2 separate regions of the Homo sapiens genome follow, and region 2 is linked to region 1. The links are chromatin loops, found by intact Hi-C in ENCODE. Cell type or tissue: sigmoid colon. All regions are shown on one strand. Each heading gives the region's core, and the rest is flanking DNA. Links, peaks and the distances in the headings are about the cores only.

The links. Peaks named below come from ENCODE experiments on the same cell type or tissue, not always from the same donor. Only the 100,000 strongest peaks of a DNase experiment are listed, where the experiment ranks them.
Region 2: a loop joins it to region 1, with 2.3 times the contacts of the local background. A loop is called at or near these places in 12 of 110 quality-filtered maps.

Annotation. Positions count from the first base shown.
Region 1 is chr5:102,856,335-102,859,259 of GRCh38, reverse strand. All of the region lies in intron 1 of PAM (peptidylglycine alpha-amidating monooxygenase), which reads right to left. Among named protein-coding and RNA genes, the nearest start is that of PAM, 100 kb to the right of the region's middle. In sigmoid colon, for the core only: no CTCF peak of the experiment used is centred there; DNase peaks (open chromatin) are centred at 1,619 and 1,999; H3K27ac peaks cover 160 bases.
Region 2 is chr5:102,759,669-102,762,593 of GRCh38, reverse strand. All of the region lies in intron 1 of PAM (peptidylglycine alpha-amidating monooxygenase), which reads right to left. Among named protein-coding and RNA genes, the nearest start is that of PAM, 5.8 kb to the right of the region's middle. RefSeq lists an enhancer at 356-505. In sigmoid colon, for the core only: no CTCF peak of the experiment used is centred there; a DNase peak (open chromatin) is centred at 1,513; H3K27ac peaks cover 365 bases.

The DNA of each region.
Region 1 (2,925 bases), core at 187-2,686:
CTGGGCAATAACACATGGAACAGTCATCTCCTATGATAGCAATGCCTTTTGAAATGCCTCCTGAAAAACCTGCCTGAGGCTGTTTTACAGTTAACATTTTTTTTGTAAGTAGAAGGAGTGCACTCTAAAATAAAGACAAAATAGTATTGTAAATGCATAAACCAATAACACAGTCGTTTATTATCTTTATCAAGTATTACGTACTATACACAATCATATGTGCCAGACTTTTATGTGACTGGTAGGGCAGTAGGTTTGTTAACATCAGCATCACCACAAACACATGAGTAATGCATTGACATTATGATGACTACGATGTTACTAGGTGATAGGAATTGTTCAGCTCTATTATAATCTTATGGGACCACCATCACATATGTGTCGTGACACTGAGTAAAGCATCATTATGAGGCATGTGACTGTATTTAAAAGTCTGAAGTAATATAACTTAAACTGTTGCATTTCCAGAGATTTTCTATGGAGATGGTTGGGGAAAAGGTGGAGTTCATTGTCTTATTTATATGCTTTTGTAGTCTTTTAATTTTCACTGGCTTGTATTACTTTTGTAACTAGAAGAAAACAGGAATATATGCATTTTAAAATATTTTATTAAATATGGTTCGACAGATTTCAATTTACATGTTAACTGCTATCTGAAAGTTAGGTAATGTTTTGATAAAAGAAAAATTCTTCCTCTGCTTAGCAAGAACATTACAAACTAAATGTTATGGTGGCTATATAGCTGTAATGCAGAGCTTCTTAAGTTCAGCACTATCAACATTTTGGGCTGAACCATTCTTTGTTGTAGGGGCTGTCCTGTGTATTACAGGGTGTTCAGCGGCACCCTTGGCCTCCACCCACTAGATGCCAGTAGCATTCCCCTCAGTTATGGCAATCAAAAATGTCTCCAGACATTGCCAAATGTCTTCTGAAGGGTAAAATCACCTGGTTGAGAACCACTGTTGTAATGTGGCTCATTAAGATGAAGCTTAACTTGTAAATCAAATGCAATTCCATTTTCTTTAAGTACATATAATAAGAAATAAATAACTTAAAAAAGTGTTTGCAAAAATGGAACTTCCAAATAATGGGGGAAAATATCCTAAAGAATAATCATAACAACAGTTAACACTTACTGACTCATATGCCAGCACTGATTTTGCGTGTATAATCTTGCTGAATTCTTATGACTTTGAGATATGGGTTATTAATTCTGTTTTATAGATGAGGAATCTAAAGCTCAGAAAAATTAACTTGTTCTGGTTACACAGTGATAGAGCAAGAATTCAAATCCTAGCCTGCTGACTCCAGAATCCATGCTCTTAATCCATACTCTTCAACACAAAACAGACCCTCCATATTTATTGGGGATATTTTCTTCAGGTATAACAAATAGGTAAATCCTTTGAATACCATTTTCTTGCAAAATAATAATAGCTCATGTTTATTGAGCAATTACTATATGCCAGGCATTGTACTAAGCAGTTTATATAAATTAGCTCTTCTGAATCCTCACAGCAACTCTATGAAATTTGTACCATTATCATTCCTATTTTACTGAAGTGGCAACTGGACACAAAGCGAATTGGTAACATGCCCATGGTACCCAGCCAGGACATAAACACAGGCAATCTGACGCCATGGTTGAAGCTCTTAACTACGCACCTAGTCTTTTTTCCATTCATATACTAGGAAACATTCCCTCTTCAACTTTATAAACATTACTCATTTAGCTAATTCAGTAGGTAACAAATCGAAGTCCTATGCCTATGGTTCAAATTGATCCAAAAGAAGATTTGGTTTGGCCTGCATGGGTTTTTTCCCAACTCCTCCCCCATATTTGAGCTCTGAATAAACATTTCAAAATGAAAGATTTCATATAAAACCCAGATTTCCACTCTCTTGAAGAGCCATAAAAATCTGGCATCACTGGACTCACATTTCCACACAGCAACAATTAGCTGAGCCAAGTAGTGACTCCCTTTTTGACGTGGCCAGCAATCCGCAGACTGCCACTGTCCCCACTGCTCCCTATCTGCTCTCAGTCTCTGAGGCTAGGAGTAGCTGTTAAAACTGCTGCTCAGCTCTCAAGTGCAGTTGTTTGTTCATTTGTTTTTTGCCCTTTCTATTTTTTTTATAACTGGCCAGCTTTTCTCATTAACATTACTAGCTGAAACTTTAAAATCATCTGTGTTGTGATCACTGAGGGACACCCTTGCTCTAGGAAGATAAACTTCACCCTAGGTGGAACACAGGGTTTACCACACTTAGGTGTACCAAGTTGCTGTTTTTTGTTGTTGTTGTTGTTGGTTTGTTTTTTAAGGCTCTCTTCATTAGCAAGACCTAGCAAATTGAATGGTATTTTCTGCACACAGATTTGTTTGGGATTCATGTCTTCTAACATGCAGCCAATTTGAAGTATCTTTCCCTTGCAAGTCAAAATTGGCTGGGTACCTATTAGAACATATATGCTGAAAAAAAATCTCAGGGGTACCATTCAGCATATGATTCTACTGCAATAAGAACTTGCCAAAAGTAAAAAATTTTATTTTATTTTATTTTTTGTTTCCATGATCAGTAACAGACGCCCTTTAAATATGTCCATTAGTCATCAAATCGCTCAGCCCTGTAAATACTTCCACGGGGAAAATAACAAGACATATAATTCTTAATTAAATTCCTCAGCTTTGACTAATACAAATGTTGCTTCCTAACACATGTATCAAATTCAATGCTGGCATATTTTACTGTAAAATAAAACAGATCCCTGTCTTCCAAATAGCACACATCTTTTTACTCTAAAGACTGAACTGTCAAGTTCTCAAGAGATGGGTGAACTGCAGCGGAAAGCATTAACCACTACAGATGATGCCAGAGAAGTGGACCACTTCTTTGTATCCTAATTTGCCTACCAGGTACCTTATT
Region 2 (2,925 bases), core at 221-2,720, 97 kb after region 1:
TTACTTTTATTTCCTTATTTCAGGCTTCTTTTAAAATAAGATGTAGCATTGATGAGCATGAAAAAAAAAATCTAATATTGCTTCCACTCATTGAAACCCATCAGTGACTCATGCAATAAACAGCAAGTCTCCTGGTTTTGTTTCTGAAGAGGGCACACCAACAGTTTCAACAGCATACTCCAGTTTTACTGGAAACAGTTCTCAAAAGATGACTTACCACACCCTGCCTGAGAAAGGACAGCATGAAACTGGGGAAAATTCTGATCTTCAGAAATACAACAGACAATGAGTATTTCCAATTTCATGCTGTTTATATGAAGAGAACAGAGGCACAAGGCAAGACAAGCCTGAAGCACAGGTAAGAACTGTGGCAAATAAAAGAGAAAGGAAAAATGAAAGCACACTGAACAAGTGACTTTACCAGATTCAGCAGGGCTGAGGAAGGGGAATTTGGGGGAGATAACCAGAGTTTTCTACCCCTACAAAAATAAGATTTCAAAACTCACAATTAAAAGAAAAAGACATTTAACAAAGTAACGTTTTTAAACTAAATGGGGAAAAATCTCACTAGTTAACAAATGCCTGCTTTATGCAAGGGACTCTACCTTTATACAAACCCTAATAGCATATGACCTCGGCTCTCCCAGAATTCACTGAATTTGAAAGGAATGTCTATGAAAATAAGGATTTGTTGATGTAATTAGTAATGTAAATAACAGGTATACATATAACCTACAAAAAGTTTTCTTTAAACACTATAGAAGCCTCCAGTTACATGCAACAATTATCATGCTATTCAAAATTAACTAATATCTTCATAAAAGTTCCCTTCAAAAGAGTTCTAAAAGATAACATAAGTGCTTAAAAATAATAAATTCTATCTTTAAAATATTCTAAACTTCAGACTTTTAAAAGCTTGAATTAATCTTTATATAAGTAAAATGTTACTGCACTACAAATGAGTACTATTTTAAAACAAACTTACTTTGGCATAAATAAGTGAAATTCTCAAGATATGAAATTTATAAGGCATTTTTAGCCACGGAAAAAGCAGGTAGTAGTATGATTCTTCCATAAGGGCCTCAGACTTTACTTTTATTTATTTCTACCACTGTTTTTGTTTTGCTTATGTTGTACATGCAGCAGTGAACTGTACACTCAATGCAGGTAAAAACCGTCCTTTGTTACTGCAACTGTTGGCTGGACCTATTATTCTTTGTGCATTTGCTTCCCAGTACTTGTGGCCCACACTCTCTACAAAATGAGCTTCTCCTATCTGATAGGGAAGCAGATCTGCTGCTTTGATTGTTTCCTTAATTCTGCGGTGTCATTTAAAGTTGTACTTTAAAGTATTATGTTTTATATTTTTTGAGTCCAGTTCCCTCCTTTCTTGAAGCTACCCTCTTAAACTCCCTGAACAAGAGCCATCTGGAAATCTTGTTCCTGTCCTCCATCCTTTCTGTGAGACCACACCAGCACAGCTGGGTTGCAGCAGGCACTGCCGAGGTGCTGCTGGACTGGCTATGCTCCAGACCCTCACTGTTAACATGCAATTCTTGTCCTTTTGTGTTAAGCATGGTTAGTAGACAAAGCTCAAGACAGTGTTCAGCAGTTCAATCTCCTTTGGGCACAGATCCTAATCTCACAATCACACATGATTTGAGTAACGCTGTTTATATGTAGAACTTCTGTTGCTACATGGTCCCAGTCTGCCCAGTCTCCAAATTGACAGTGTAGATACTTTTCCACTTTTCTTTTCCCCAAGAGGCCTGAACTAAGTACTGTATAGGTTATCCAAACAGAAATATTTTCTTTGTATTAAAGGGACTCCTGTGAATCTAACATGAAGTCAAACATCATTTTTATGCTGTCGAAATCAACAACTTCTACTGTCTCTACTCACTCACCAACACAAACAAAATTTGAAGCTTTAAACCAGCAATGTCCAATAAAACTATCTGCAATGATGGAAATTTTCTATATCTTCTCTGCCCAGTACAGTATCCACTAGCCTTGTATGGCTATTAAGCATTTGAAATGTGGCTACTGCAACTGAGGAATGGATTTTTAAAATCGTATTCCATTTTTAATTAATTTATACTTAAATTTAAACAGACAATGTGGCTAGTGGCTATCAATAATTAAGGGTCTGAGATTTTTATCCTACTTGCAGGCTAACGAAATCAGGGTGCCACAGTTTCATGGGGATGCTGGAAGAAGACAGAAAATTCTAGGGTGAGAAACAAAGGACTATACTACTCACAAAAATATCAGTAGCAGTAGTATCAGCATAGTTGTGCCAATGTCCTGAAACTCAGTTCCCCCCATGTGATGTGAAGCAGATACTTGATGATCTGCATTGTCAGAGGGGAACCCTGAGCTTAGGGTACTTGAATCTTTTAAACTGGACAGTAAAACCTACCTGCCCTTTGCTTCAGAGGGAAAGAATACCTCTATCTTCCAAAACTATCTACCATACAAATGTCTTTAAGAGAGTCTGGGATGAAAGCAGTAAATGCCTTTGCTCACAAGACATGCAAAAGTCTGAGTGACTAATGGAGAATTGAATCCCAACATAGGGGTATCATACATATCTCTGAAATCCACTCATCTCCCACCTGCTTGAATACCTTGCTTTTAGCCACACTTAATTTCTTCCTATGACCACGGTAAGCTTCCAAATGGTTATCTTTCTTCCACCACTGCCTCCTCCCACTCATTCTCTATACAGTAGCTAGACTGCATCTTGTAACACAAATCTCATCTTGTTTCAGTCTTCAATGTCACCCACTGTCCTTAGAATTAGGCCACCCCTCCTTAGCAAGTTCCACAAAGCCAGTGCTTCCCTTGCTTGTCCGTTTAAGGTTTATGCCTTTAGCCACATTAAACTCCTCTCAGTTTCTTACATGTAGAGGTCATAAAGTG